Linked DNA regions of Homo sapiens: region 1 is linked to region 2. A link is a contact called in ENCODE Hi-C or POLR2A ChIA-PET data. All regions are on one chromosome and are shown on one strand. The core of a region is the stretch at or near the end of the contact, and the rest is flanking DNA. Distances in the headings are between cores, read along the strand shown. Region 1 overlaps WDFY1 (WD repeat and FYVE domain containing 1). Region 2 overlaps AP1S3 (adaptor related protein complex 1 subunit sigma 3).

Region 1 (7,872 bases), core at 5,057-7,556, 99 kb after region 2:
AGAGTATTAATCAGTTATTATAATTGCTTCACTCTCTTTTCTCCATCTTTTTGCACCTGCCAAATCTGAACAAAGATATGGCAAGAATAAATTCCATTGCTCTACTGCCACTAACTGCTGCACTCGTCACACTGCACTAGTATATAAAATGCTATACATTCTGTAACCTACTAGTTTTAAAATAAAGTTCTCTTTTCAAGAAGATTCATTCTAATTATTGTTACTTCCTCATTTATATTTTGTGCCTACTTCCAAAAAAGGATCCCTTCTCATTATGATCTGGCAGGGAAGCAAATCTGCTTCCAACTCGACAGCGTAGTGGTTGAAGCCACAGTGGGTAGTAAATGCTCCAGTTAGTATTGACAGGGGACTTGGAGAGAAATTCCAGGCAAGCATTGCAGAGCTAGAGGATCTGGGATCAATCCTCTATGCCCTGGTCTAAGAAAGTCCTATAAAACCCTAAAGGCCAGGCACGGTGGCTCATGCCTGTAATCCCAGCACTTTGGGAAGCTGAGGCGGGCGGATCACTTGAGGTCAGGGGCTCGTGACCAGCCTGGTCAACATGGTGAAACCCTGTCTCTACTAAAAATATAAAATATTAGCCAGGTACAGGTATGGTGGCATAAGCCTGTCACCCCAGATACCTGGGAGGCTGAGGTGGGAGAATCACTTGAAACTAGGATGCGAAGGTTGCAGTGAGCCGAGATCGCACCACTGCACTCCAGCCTGAGTGACAGAGCTAGACTCCGTCTCAAAAAAAAAAAAAGCCCAAAAATCCTAAGGCAGGGTCAGAACCTTATAGATTATAGCCTGTTTATCCTTGCAATACATTTTCTCAGTTATTAAAAAACAAACAAACAAAAAAACCCACTAAAAATAATGCATCTTTTTGACACAATTTGCCTTCCTGTCTCTTCTACAGACGCAGTGAATTGTGCACACAGGAAATGCCTTGATTGATGGGACTATTTTTTCTTTCCCTAGATAGAGAAATACACTCCACAGTGATGCACTTTGACGGTAGGAATCCCACTTCTACTTTCTAAGTACTTTTTCTAAAAGAATTTACCAACGATAAAAAGAGCAGGTTAAAATCTAAGTTGTGAAACCCTCGGGAAAGCCACCAGCAGTGCTGGGCACCAACAGTCTCCTCCCCTCATCATCCAGGGAATACAGCCTTTCTCTGAGTTTTCCGCTCTCTCAGAATAAGACTGAAAAATAATAGGCCAAGAGCCAAGAACAGTTTACTAGCTTTTCTTGCTGCATATAACTAGTAGCTGATAAACGTAAAACACAGTTCGAATAAATCTTTGCAAATATAGTATTATGCATCCTATAATTTATATATATATATACATATTTTTTAGATGGAGTTTTGCTCGTCGCCCAGGTTGGAGCGCAGTGGTGCAAGCTTGGCTCACTGCAACCTCTGCCTCCTGGGTTCAAGTGATTCTCCTGCCTCAGCCTCCCAAGTAGCTGGGATTATAGGCACCTGCCACCATGCCTGGCTAATTTTTATATTTTTTAGTAGAGACTGGGTTTCACCATGTTGGCCAGGCTGGACTCCAACTCCTGACCTCAGGTGATCCACCCACCTCAGCCTCCCAAAGCGCTGGGATTACAGGCATGAGCCACTGCGCTGGCCACATCCTATACTATTGAGCCAATGTATCTGTGTTTAATAATAAAATATTCTAAGCCTTACCAAATAATTTTTAGAAAATTCAAAAAGAGAAATTAACCAGCAGACATGTAATCCAAATTTCCTCTATCTGACTTGTCTTACAAAGTTACCAAAAAATCTCACAATCAGTACGTCTCTGTATTATGGATTGCATTTTATTATTTATAGGGTAGTCTATTTCTTCCACTAGATTACACATTTCTTGTGGGCAAGTATCTTTGTGTACAGTAGCCATAAAGTCTGGAAATGAGTAATGTCACCATTTAAAAAAAAAATAGATGAAAGCCCCTTGATCACTTCTACTGGAATATGCTAAAAATGAAGGTTTAATCAGTGAGAATCAGACTCACAAAGAATCAGAGACAACACAAAGCAGACACATGTGCAGGGACTGGTGGGAATTCTGCATCAACGCATAATGTCTATTACAATGGTGCACAGCACACTGAACAACATATTGCCATAAAGGACAGGATACTGAACAGATCATGTGATGTCATGCAACACAGTAGGTACTGCAATGCAATATCAATAAGCCATTTATTAAATACATTCACTTGAGTTTCCCGACTGTAAGGACACCCTGTAGGTGCCCAACAAATATTTCTGAAGTTAAACTATAAGTCATTAACATCCCTCATGATCTAAAATCTTCTCTGGAATCAACTTTTTTGCTAACAACATCGTAAGTTGTAGATGTCACTTAGAAAAGAAAGATAATGACAGTACAGGCAGAGATGAGAATGGAAACCTTGATTGGAAATCATTTGACGACATCTATAAAAAGCCTTAAGAATGTATATATCCTTGGACCCAGAAGGTCTATTTCCAGAAATTTGTCTGAAATAAATAATTGATCAATCACACAATGACAAGGTCAAGAATATTCACTGCAGCATTCTTCAAAATATTTAAAAAAGAGAATGTACACAGTGCCTCATGCCTATAATCCCAGCAATTTGGGAGACTGAGGCAGGAGGATTGCTTGAGCCCAGGAGTTTGAGACCAGCCTAGACGATACAGCAAGACCCTGTCTCTACCAAAAAAAAAAAAAAAAAATTGAAAAATAAGCTGTGCATGGTAGTGTATGCCTGTAGCCCCAGCTACTCAGGAAGCTGAAGTGGGAGGATCGCTTAAGCCTGGGAGGTTGAGGCTGCAGAGAGCCAAGATCATGCCACTGCACTCCAGCCTGGGTGACAAAGCAAGACCCTGTCTCAAAAAAAAAAAAGAGAGAGAGAGATTGTTTAGACAATTAGACTGTCTGTCTAAAGAACTGGAAGACAACTGAGAAGTCATTTCATTCCACAATTCCACTTTATGTAGGAGGGAACAGATACTTAGAGAAATTAAGGCACTTAACCAAATAAGGTCTCACAACTAGTTAGTGGCCGAACCAAGTTAGAAATTAGGTCACCTGAAAAGAATACTATGTCGACATGGCCTCAGTGAACTAGAACTCAATGGGAAGTAAAAGCAGAGAAATGGAAATATATTTTCCCAGAAACCTGTCAAGTGTTTAGCTATGTCCCTGACAGCAGTCACTGATGCATCTCTCAGGGTTTCCTACAGGAATGCTACGGGACCACAATGGTGCTTCGGAGGACCTCTATGCAGTCCAAATCACTGGATATGCCAGAAATCTGTCTCAAAGTGTTATCTCAGTGTATTGCTCAAGGCTGAGAACCAGCCTAAACGCTGATTGTATATACTGCATGTCATTGGTAGAAACTCTCAAATGAGCAGAGGAAGCAATGCAAAATGACACAAAGGACCTTGTCAGAAATAACCCATTAGCAGAAGGGGAAGCTGGGACTGTCTGCACCTGGACCAGCATTTACAGCTTGCGGGGTGAAAAGCCAAGAAGAAGCCAGGTTCCTGGGGGTCTCCCCCGATCAGCCTGGACTTGCCCTTGTCTCTTACCTCTTCTCTGCTAACATCCATGTTCCACACTGCAATTCCGCCGTCCGAGGAACAGGAGACGAGCTGCCTGGTGAGCTGAAGGTAGCACAGCGACTGCACCTTGTCACTGCAAACAGCACACACAACAGTCACTTGTCTCCATGCGGAAAAACACAGGAACTGTCTTCATTTAGGCTCAAATTGCTCTCCTCATTAAAATCAGCAAGTGGTATTTTACCACTGACTATTTAGCATGGTAAAATGAATTCTAGTATAAACTTTACTTGGCATTTTATAACTCATAATACAGAATGATACTTTCTATAAAATATATGACTACTTTCAAATCGGTCATTAAGAATTGTAGGCCAGAGATTTGATGAGGGCTATGGTTTTTGGGACCAATCAACATGATTTCCCTTTCAGATGCATAAGATTTACCTACTTGTTCAGAAACAAGAACGAAGGAGGTATAACTCCCCTACTGACCACAATTCATATGAACAAGGAGTCAAACACCACAAAGATCACTAGTGTGCACACACAAACACACACAGACACACACAGATGGGGTAAAGACCTCTGTCCCTCCTGCATGCCTGTCATACTACCCCTTAGGATGCCCAAGGAAACAAGCTCTTGGCCTGTTATACTTGTGTATAATATGTTTCCTCAGCTAATTTTCAGCTTGACTGTGATTATAGTAACAGCTGCAGCCTAGCCAAAAAGGAAAGAAAAGAAAGCAAGGTGAAGATGTATTTCTTTTTCTTTCAGGGCTACAGGGCAAGATCCTAAATATACAATGGTATCACTCAGGTGAATTCCACTGTCAAACTAGACAACATTTCTTAATTTAATATCTTTTAGAATAAAAAAACAAAGAACAAAAAACAAGTTAGGCTCCCAGCTCAACAACAGCTTAGTATCATGTTACATGCAACCTTCCATGGTCAAAGTCCTCACCTGCATCTCTATCCTATGCCTGCCTTAATCAGATATTTCAACAGGGTGACTCCTTGAGAGAAAAAGTGGCAAGTGCTCTTTGGACTAAGGAGGAAGAAAGCCCTGCATTTGTTTTTTTGTTTGTTTGTTTGTTTTGTTTAGTTTTTTGCTACTAAACATCAGACACTCGGGGCTGACAGAAAGCAGTTAAAAGTGAACTGAGCCCTATCAATGATAATTGCCATCTTAGAACGTGGGGTTTGCAGAAAGTGGTATCAGACTATTAATGCCTTTCACTAGCTCCCCACTAACTCGGATTCTTTCCCCACCCCCACAAGTGGTCACGCACTGATGGCCCTGAAGTAACAGCGTCCGGCCTTTCCTTCCTCCGATGTCCCACATGATGATGCTGTTGTCAGATGCTCCTGAGAAGAGTAACCGCTGAATAGGGTCCCACCAGAGGCAGGCGACACTACCTAGGGATTTGTGAGAGAGAGAGAGAGAGGGAGGCAGGGGAGAAGTAAAATATAACTCTACATCAGGACGTATACATTTGACAGCTGAAGACCAAACTAGGAGCAGCTGAGTCTTTAAGCAAAAAGGTATCTTCATGGTGTACAACGGGTCATTCAACCATGCTATCATGAGTCATACAGAAGACACAGCACCATTATCCACAGTCATAAGATTACAATTTTCAATTATGCATCAAACTACTTTGGGCCGGGCATGGTGACTCACACTTGTAATCCCAGCACTTTGGGAGGCCAAGGAGGGCGAATCACTTGAAGCCAGGAGTTCAAGACTAGGCCTGGCCAACATGGTGAAACCCTATCTCTCCAAAAAAACAAATTAGCCAGGCATGGTGGCAGGCGCCTGTAATCCCAGCTACTCGGGAGGCTAAGGTGGGAGAATTGCTTGAACCCAGGAGGTGGAAGTTGCAGTGAGCCAAGATAGCACCACTGCGCTCCAGCCTGGGTGACAGAGTGAGACTCTGTCTCAAAAAAAAAAAAAAAAAAAAAAAAAAAACTGCTTGTAATACAAAGATTTTTAAAGAAGTTTTTCGTTCTTCTGTGACAAAAATTACAAAGTAGCTTACATACAAAATGTTCAGAATGAAGAAAAAAATTGCTACTAATATTTAGTGACAAAAACCAGTAAAGTTTACTGTGTCCAACCTACACAAGATAAAAAATCTAGATTATTCTGGGTCTCTGGGACATGGCAGGTGTTTTACCCCAAGATGTCTATGTTTAAGCAAATTACATTAAGTACCACAGAAAAAAGTCTGTTGTACACTACATAATTATGCCAAGTAATTTATGTGAAAAATCTGAACTTCACATTTCATACTTTATATTGGCTAACTTATCAAATTTGAAACCCTTGGGGAAATCTTTCTTTCTACAGGTATATCTTTCAGTAGGTCCTTTCCTTGTTCATCGACTGCTGTTTGTCTAGAAGAAACATTAATCAACTTAGTAAAACTGAACCAGCCACACAAGCTAATAATAATTTTGGTAGGTATATAGAAAATTAATGATGCCATATTCAAAAGCAAACAGAAACTACTTTATCACATACACTTTCCAAAAACAGAACAAAAGTAGAAACAAATATTCTGCAAAGGCTTCAGGGGTTACTTTCACATGACTTTCGACCCTGTGTAATCTATGTGCCATCCATTTCAGTTAGAGGCTTAAGAGCAGATAAATACGGTCTTTCAGCATGAAAACCAGTACCCATTCTGGTAGTTACTAGAACCCATTCTGCCTTTAGCAACCCTGAAAAAACTGGCGAGCCTGGGGGTCATGAGAGAATTAGTCATAAACAGAAAGTGGTTTCTTCACGGGCCTCTGCTTTCCTGCCCAAAGCTATTTTAACTTGCTGTTCTCTTTTCTTCTTTTCCCCTACAGGGTCCTTGATTTGATATACTCCATTTCACCTAAATAGATTACATAGAAAGCATAGTGTACATTTATTATAACTTGTTACAACTGAAACGCTTACTATGGTCATAAATAAGTCCATCATTGATTCTTTCAGCAACTCCCCAGTTCTCCATAAACCAGATGGCCTCAAAGCTTGTACTTTGTGACATATATCAGAATGTGATCTTGTGATCTGTATGAAAACTGCAATCCATTACAGCTTAGCATCTGACATAGTTTAGACATGTGTCCCCTCTAAATTTCGCATATATATATATATATATATATATATATATATATATATATTTTTTAAGACGGAGTCTCTCTCTGTCACCCAGGTTGGAGTGCAATGGCATGATCTTGGCTCACTGCAACCTCTGCCTCCCGGGTTCAAGAGATTCTCCTGCCTCAGCCTCCCTGAGTAGCTGGGACTACAGGCACCTGCCAACGTCCAGCTAATGTTTTTTGTATTTTTAGTAGAGATGGGGTTTCGCCATGTTGCCAGGCTGGTCTCAAACTCCTGACCTCAAGTGATCTGCCCAACTCAGCCTCCCAAAGTGCTGGGATTACAGGTGTAAGCCAACGGGCCCAGCCTCTAAATTTCATGTTAAACTGTAATCCCCAATGTTGCAGGTGGGGCTTGGTAGTTGGCTCATGGGGGTGGATTTCTCACGAATGGTTTAGTGCCATCCCCTTGGTGCTCTCCTTGAGTCAGTAAATGAGCTCCCTTGAGATATGGTTGTTTAAAAGTGTGTGGCACCCCCACACCCCCACTCCTGCTTTTGTCATGTGATGTGCCTGTTCACACCTCACCTTCTGCTATGACTGTAAGCTTCCTAAGGCCCTCACCAGAAGCATGCCGGCACCATGCTTCCTGTACAGCCTGTAGATCCACGAACCAATTAAACCTCTTTTCTTTATAAATTACCCAGTCTTAGATATTTCTTTACTGCAATGCAAGAATGGCCCAATACAGCATCTAATGAAACCTCTTTATTACACATGTGTATGTGGCGAGTCACTCAATACAATCAATGGACTTTAAAAACCCCTCCACAGAGCTTCACCAACCCACTGCACTACAGAAATGAAATTCCACCCAGTAATTCTTTTCCCTCAGTCCCTACACAGGGTATGTTTCCCAAGCAGAGGCTGAACCAGCCCACACATTTCTTCTAATTGTATTTATCAGGTCTTGCTCAGGGGCTTAGAAACTGACAAATTTTTTTAAAGTAATAACAACAATTCTTCCAAAAGGTTTTTACCAGTTAGAAGTAATTTTAAAGGTCTTCCCAGCACAATAACTTATTTTATTTTTATTTCTATTTTTTTGAGACAGAGTCTCACTCTGTCACCCAGGCAGGAGTGTAGTGCTGTAATCTCGGCTCACTGCAACCTCTGCCCCCCAGGTTCAAG
Region 2 (7,626 bases), core at 3,214-5,713:
TCAGCAAACGAACGCAGAAACAAAAAACCAAGTACTGCATGTTCTCACTTAGAAGTGGGAGCTGAATGATGAGAACACATGGACACATTGGGGGGAACAGTGGGGAGTGGAGGGTAGGAGGAGGGAGAGCATCAGGAAGAATAGCTAAGGAGGAAGAGCATCAGGAAGAATAGCTAAGGGATGCTGGGCTTAATACCTAGGTGATGGGATGATCTGTGCAGCATGCTCAAGTATATAATACATTATTATTAATATAGTCACCAAGATGTCTATTAAATCCCCAGAACCTATTCAATCTAAAACTTCGTACCCTTTGACCAACATCTCCCCTTTTCCCACCACCACCTAATACGTTTTTTTTTTGTTTGTTTTTGTTTTGAGACGGTTCACCATGCTGGCCAGGCTCGTCTCGAACTCCTGACCTCAGGTGATCCTCCTGCCTTGGCCTCCCAAAGTGCTGGGATTACAGGTGTGAGCCACTGTGCCCAGCCTACAATTTTTAAAGAGAAAGGATTGATAGTTTTTGCTGATTCTGTGTTTATCCTTTGTGTTTTAGTAAGTTACTACATATGCTCCTCAGCTATCACCTTTGGATTAAAGAGGTTTCACCTCTTGGGTTTTTTTTCCTACAATAGGTTTCTTAATTCCCTTATCATTTTGCATTTTTCTTCCTGAATCATGTCTAACTCCATTTCTTGCTCAGAATGGGGACTCACATATTGGTGGAACTGTTAAATTTTGAGAAATAGCAACTAGCCCTCTATTAATATTCTGGGTGGAGAATTGCTTTGGCTTTTCTATAGGGGTTAGAGAACACTAACGCCTATAACTAACCCCTATAACACTAACACTATTGCGCCACTGCACTCCAGTCTGGGCGACACAGAGAGACTCTGTGTCAAAAAAAACAATAAAATATAAAACAAAATAAATTATCCAGGAGTCAGACCCTCCTATGGTTTTCTTGAGAAAGCCTTCCTTTAAAAAGCCCAGGGTTTTATTGGGTATCAGAAACTTACAACTTGTGTTACTTTTCTCCAGATACAATAAACTCAACTAGCACTTGTATTTGCCACATCTTCTGGCAGCTTATCCTGACAGGTTTAACAGTTCTCTGGTAAGAAGTATCTAATAGCATCTGCAAACCGAGAGACCCAGCTGCCCTCTTCTTTCTGCTAGATCAATTATAAAAATGTTACACACGACTTGTCGGAGCACTCATTCCTCCAGGGCTCCATGGTTTACCTTTGAATGTCAGGATGAGCCCTTAAAACAATTATCCTGACGTCCTTCCTCTAAGCGCATCTGAAAGCCACAAGACTATCTTTCCAAGGCTACTCCCTCTCAACCCCTCTCCCTTGCGTCTGAACCCCCATCCGAGGGGCTTTCTGAAAAGTGGAAAGGAGGGACGTTCACTGTTTCTTCAGCAGCATGGCATATTCACCTTCTCAAAGGACTCCAGCCAAATCCAGTTCCCTCTTCCAGAAGCCAAGCTGCCTTCTCCCTAAAAAGGCCATCTGCAGGCCAGGCGCAGTGGCTCACGCCCATAATCCCAACACTTCCAAGGTGGGCGGATAACCTGAGGTCAGGAGTTGGAGACCAGGCTGACCAATATGGAGAAACCCCATCTCTACTACAAATACAAAATTAGCCGGGCGTGGTGGCACATGCCTGTAATCCCAGCTACTCAGGAGGCTGAGGCAGGAGAATTGCTTGAACCCAGGAGGTAGAGGTTGCGATGAGCCGAGATTGAGGCACTGCACTCCAGCCTGGGCAACAAGAGAGAAACTCCATCTCAAAAATTAAAAAAAAATTTTAAAAATTTATAAAGGCCATCTGCTGAAGCCTTTTGTAATGTATCCTTAGTATAGATTTTACCAGCATGCTCTGGGTAGAAATAAGATTTGCCAGACGGAAGTTTCCCAGACACTTTTTACACATGTTCTTAGGATGAAGATTCACTGACATCTGCCAGTCTTCTAATTTAGCGACCCTTTGAAACAAATGTTACATTCCACAAATTTAAATGTTAGCTTTTTCAAGCTTGCTGCATGCCATCCAGCCAAAATGGTGTAACTCAATCACTGTTCCGGATTTCATCCAGGGCCTGCTGGGCATTTATCACTAGGCCAGGCAGAAGGGGCCAGGAGGCGCCAGGAGGCAGTGGAATAGCTTGATTGTTAAGTGGGAAAACTTTGGTAATCAGTAGCTTGAGAGCTTGTATTTAAATCCCGGCTCTGTCATTTATGAGCTAAGTCGATGTGAAAAAGTTACCTGATCTTTGTAGTCTCCTTATCAACAAAATAGGAAAAACAATGATAAGGACCTCAGTGATGCTGGGAGAACAAAATGATATTACATATGTCAACCTCTATAGTGTAGAGTCCAGCAAAGAATGAGCATTCAGTAAATGTCTGTAATCATTAATAAATTACCCAGGCCAGTCACGGTGGCTCACGCCTGTAATCCCAGCACTTTGGGTGGCCGAGGTGGGCAGATCACCTGAGGTCAAGAGATCGAGATCAGCCTGGCCAACATGGCGAAAGCCCTTCTCTACTAAAAATACAAAAATTAGCCAGACGCGGTGGCAGGCATCTGTAATCCCAGCTACTCGGGAGGCTGAGGCAGGAGAATCGCTTGAACCCAGGAGGTGGAGGATGCAGTGAGCCAAGATCGCATCATTGCACTCCAGCCTGGGCAACACAGAGAGACTCCATCTCAAAAAAATTAATTAATATAAAATAAATTATCCAGGGGCCAGCCCCTCACATTTATACTCCCATTTATCTTCATCAAGGCAGGCAAAAACAATCTCTGCTTCCCCATTCAGAATCATCCCATTACTACCCCATTATTTATTTCACTAACAGTTTCCATGTTCTGATGGGAAGAGCCTCTGACAGCCATTTCACAGGTACCCCAGAAGGACATTCTTGGGAAACAACAAACTATTTGCTGTCTAGCTGACTTACTTACCTTGTCTCCTTAATCGCCTGGTCTCATCAGTCACCTTTCCATTATTATTATTTAAATAATAAGTTTATCCCAGAAACAGCAGGGATATACTTAGAGATGAGTAATCTGGAGTTCCTTTCTTTTTCTCTTGACCACTGACCAATGGTCTTCTGATCATGTATTTATTCAAGTTCCCTGTAAGGTGTTTACTTCAGGGTTCCCCATTTTTTCACTTATGGGTGTGTATTCTTCTAGCATCCTTTTTCTTTTCTCGAGATGGAGTTTCATTCTTGTCACCTAGGCTAGAGTGCAGTGGCGCAATCTCAGCTCACTGCATCCTCCACGTCCTAGGTTCAAGCGATTCTCCCGCCTCAGCCTCCCAAGCAGCTGGGATTACAGGTGCCCGCCACTGCGCCCAGCTAATTTTTGTAGTTTTAGTAGAAACTGGGCTTCACCACGTTGGCCAGGCTGATCTTGAACTCCTGACCTCAGGTGATCCACCGACCTCGGCCTCCCAAAGTGCTGGGATTACAGGCATGAGCCACGGCGCCTGGCCCTCTAACGACTTTTTCTATCATTGAGTGGCAGCAGCAGAATTTTGAATTTTGAGTTTTCACCTTCCCTGCTGATTCCTTAATTGTACTGCATTACTCCTCTAAGGTGAATCACTTTCACTCTTTTCCCACCAGTTTCTACGCACAGTCATAGCACCAGTTAGTGGGGATCGGAAGGCAGGTGTGGCCTGAACCAACTTCCCTCGTCTCTCTCTCCAGACCTCATGTCTTCATATCCAAATGCCTTTCACAGGCTTGGCAGAGGCAGGTAACATATTAAATAAGGGTAAAGATCAGCATCATACAATAGGGGGTGGAGGAGAGAGCAGCAACTATGAATCACAAGCTCCAACGAAAGCCGCAGCCACAGCTCTGCCATAGTCAAGTGTGGCCAAGAAAAACATGTCAATCACTGTTGCTAAGTCTTCAGATTTTTTTCCCAAAAGCCTGAAATCTGGATGATTAGGTGAAATATTGGAGTTGTCTTAACGTTGTCAATTAATAATAATAAAACCTTGTTCAGGCTGACACAGCTCACGCCTGTAATCCCAGCACTTTGGGAGGCTGAGGCAGGTGGGTCACCTGAGATCAGGAGTTCGAGACCAGCCTGGCCAACATGGCACAACCCCGTTTCTACTAAAAATACAAAAATTAGCCGGCCATGGTTATAGGCAGGTGCCTACAATCTCAACTACCTGGGAGGCTGAGGCAGAAGAATCACTTGAACCCGGGGGGCAGGGGTTGCAGTGAGCTGAGATCGTACCTCTTCACTCCAGCCTGGGCCAAAGAGCAAAACTCCGTCTCAAAAAAATAAATAAAATAAAATAAAATAAAACCTTGTTCAAGCTAAACAAAGCACACTGTGTGTGGATGTGGTCTGCAAGCTCTGTTTGGCTGCAGGCCTCATTTGAGGCTGCTGAATCAGATGATAGCTGGAGTCCCTCATCGCACTAACACTCTACAGCTTTGCTTGGCTCAAGAGATTTCTCCTTTCTGTGGCTTCTGAGACTACCTATTTGAGGAAGTGGTCCTCTGACCCAAGAACCTCGCTTCTATATCTCAGCCGAATATTACTGTCAAATCTATTCTGAGGTCAAAGTCTCTCATTTACATATATACATCAAATGTCATAGGTTTTTTTTCCCCTCAAGATTGCCAGCTCAGGTTTCCATGATAAATGAGAGGAAAATTTACATAAAAAATTTAAATCTCCACAATCTCAGAATGTCATTTTTGGCCTGCTGTCAATCTCAGAATCTCAGGTAGGCCTGTCATGTCAGCCTTTTTCCTGAAATAAAATGTTGAAAAGACACTGGCCAACATATTTCAATTATTTTCCTAATCCTTGCACACCATCTGGTGGCAGAACTAGCTACTGTGAAATGTTCAGGGAAAGGCAAATTAAGTGGATCTGAGGGGGCAGAACAGAGCTAGGAAGAACAGGATAAGAGGAACAACAATAAGGGGAAAAAAATGGAATAACACAGAAACAAACTGTTGACATGTATTAAGTCCATGCCAGCTACAAGTAACCTGCAGAATAAAAGGTTAACTGCTATGAATTATTAAGTAGCCACTTACGTGAAATGTGAACATTCTCTCTATAAAGACAATTCCTCATAAAATTGTCTGTCTGTTATCCATCCACCTGTATGGCACAGTAAAATTTAATGGAAGAAAAGAAGGAAGGAAGGATAGACAGGTAGTTACACTGAAAGGACAGAATAATCCACTTGCTATGAATTGAATTGTGTCCCCTAAATTCATATGTTACAGTCCTAACCCCCCAGTACTTCAGAATTCAACTTTATTTGGACATAGATGTTGCAGCTGGGTGCAGTGGCTCATGCCTATAATCCTAGCACTTTGGGAGGCCAAGGTGGGCAGATCACCTGAGGTCCGGAGTTTGAGACCAGCCTGGCCAACGTGGTGCAGCCCCATCTCTACTAAAAATACAAAAATTAGCTGGGTGTGGTAGCTGGTACCTGTAATCTCACCTACTCAGGAGGCTGAGACAGGAGAATCACTTGAACCCAGGAGGCGGAGGTTGCATGGAGCGAGATTGCGCCACTGCACTCCAGCCTGGGCAACAAGAGTGAAACTCCATTTCAAAATAAAAAGAGAGAGAGGGAGATAAGAAATAGACATTGCAGATGTAACTTGTTAAGATGAGGTCATACTAGAGTAGGGTGGGCCCCTAGTTCATTGTCACTGGTGGACTCATATAAAAGGGAAATTCGGGCCTAGACACACACACACACACACACACACACACACACACACACACACAAACACCACATGAAGGTGAAGGCAGAGATTGGGGTAATGCAACTGAAGCAAAGGTGCACCAAAGACTGCCCTTAAACCACCGCAAGCCAGGAGAAAGGCAAGCAACCCATTCTCTCTTGAGAGTTCCTAGAAGAAACCATTCTTGCCAGGCTTCTAGCCTCCAGAACTATGAGATGATAAATGTCAGTGTTTAGGCCACCCAGCTCATGGTACTTCCTTATGGCAGCTTAGCAAAGCAATCCACCATATATCTCTGGCTTTGAATTTTATGCCTTTTATTTTTAATCTCAAAAATCATCACTGTTGTTTTCTATCTCATTACAATTCCATATTATAAAACCAGATCATCTACATTCCAAAGATAAAGTCAGCAGATTCCATTCAACTTAGCAAATATTTATTTAGTAGCTACCACAGTGAGGTATTTAAAATGAAATAATAACTCATTCCTAGACTCACAAAATTCTAGCATTAGAAAGGACAATAAAGCTGATTAGGTACAACACTTCTCATCCTAAAACTGAAGAAATCTTCTCATGAACCTAGGTGAAAAAAATCTTCAACAAAATATTAGCAATTCAAATCCAATAATATATAAATAGAATTACACACTACAAGCAAGTGGGATTTATCCCAGAATGCAAAGCCAGATCAGCATTCAAAAATCAATTAATGTATGGCCAGGTGTGGTGGCTCACACCTGTAATCCCAGCACTTCCCGAAGTGGGGCAAGGAGGGCGGATCACTTGAGGTCAGGAGTTCGAGACCAGCCTGATCAATGTGGCAAAACCCCATCTCTACTATAAATACGAAAATTAGCCAGGCATGGTGGCACACACCTCTAATCCCAGCTACTCGGGATGCTGAGACAAATGAATTGCTTCAACCCAGGAGGCGGAGGCTGCAGTGAGCTGAGATCGTACCACTGCACTCCAGCCTGGGCAACAAAGCGAGATTGCGTCTAAAAAAAAAAAAAAAAGAAAAAAAATCAATCAATGTAGTCCAAGTATGATGGCTCATATCTGTAATCCCAGAGCTTCAGGAGGCTGAGGCAAAAGGATCACTTGAGGTCAGGAGTTTGAGACCAGCCTGAGCAACATATCGAGAACCCATCCTTACAGAAAATAAATAAATAGCCAGGCATGGTGACGCACACTTGTAGTACTACATACTCAGGAGGCTGAGGTGGGAGGGTCACTTAAGCCTGAGTTCAAGGCTGCAATGAGCTATGATCAGGCCACTGCACTTCAGTCTGGTGACAGAGCAAGACCCTGTCTCTTTAAAAAAAAAATCAATTAATATAATTTATCACACCAACAGGCTAAAAAAGAAAAATCACATGATTATATCAACAGATACAGAAAAAGCATTTGAGAAAACTGAACATCAATTCATGATAAAACTTCTTAGCAAACTAGGAAGAGAGAGGAATGCCCCCAACTTGATAAAGAACATTTACAAAAAACTACAATTAACATTATACTTAATGATGATATACTAGAAGCTTTCCCTTTCAGGTCAGGAACAAGGCAGGGATGAACTCTCTCATTACTGCTTTTCAATATCATACTAGTCCTAGCTAATGCAATAGGACAAGAAAGGGAAATAAAAGTATACAAATAGGGAAGAAAGAAAACTGAAGAAATCAAGGCCCAGAGACCTGGTGATTATACCTTCAGTGGTACAGTTTGAGGCAGAATTAAGATGATCTCCACATTCCCAGCCCAAGGCTATTTGCACTTAGCATCTGACACTTTTTCTCATCCACCAAAGCTAAAACCCCTACTGTTCATTTTTTCCAGTTATGCAAATAATTATAACCAGAGAA

What was found. A loop is a pair of places that touch in the nucleus more often than their neighbours do. ChIA-PET counts read pairs that join two places held with the same protein, here RNA polymerase II (POLR2A). Pooled maps may share reads with other maps.
Region 1: a pooled map shows a loop between it and region 2 (4-fold over the local background). The contact joins two enhancer-like sites. A Hi-C loop is called at or near these places in 1 of 168 maps with a recorded cell type or tissue (B cell), 23 of 37 single-sample maps with no recorded cell type and 7 of 50 pooled maps. POLR2A ChIA-PET finds 5 or more read pairs at or near these places in 4 of 52 experiments (GM10248, OCI-LY7, activated B cell and 1 more).

The regions. Positions count from the first base shown.
Region 1 is chr2:223,890,630-223,898,501 of GRCh38, forward strand. It overlaps WDFY1 (WD repeat and FYVE domain containing 1), which reads right to left. Exons shown (of 12, transcript NM_020830.5): 7 at 4,875-5,001; 8 at 3,605-3,710. Among named protein-coding and RNA genes, the nearest start is that of WDFY1, 51 kb to the right of the region's middle. RefSeq lists enhancers at 5,099-5,158, 5,169-5,318, 5,329-5,388, 6,130-6,189, 6,310-6,509. Within about 2 kb of position 6,307, at least 5 of the 41 ENCODE cell types and tissues checked have a DNase peak (open chromatin) inside an H3K27ac peak, as active enhancers do; they include B cell and OCI-LY7, where a contact is called at or near this core.
Region 2 is chr2:223,793,453-223,801,078 of GRCh38, forward strand. The region is part of intron 1 of AP1S3 (adaptor related protein complex 1 subunit sigma 3); the gene reads right to left. Among named protein-coding and RNA genes, the nearest start is that of AP1S3, 40 kb to the right of the region's middle. RefSeq lists an enhancer at 4,620-4,669. Within about 2 kb of position 4,464, at least 7 of the 41 ENCODE cell types and tissues checked have a DNase peak (open chromatin) inside an H3K27ac peak, as active enhancers do; they include B cell and OCI-LY7, where a contact is called at or near this core.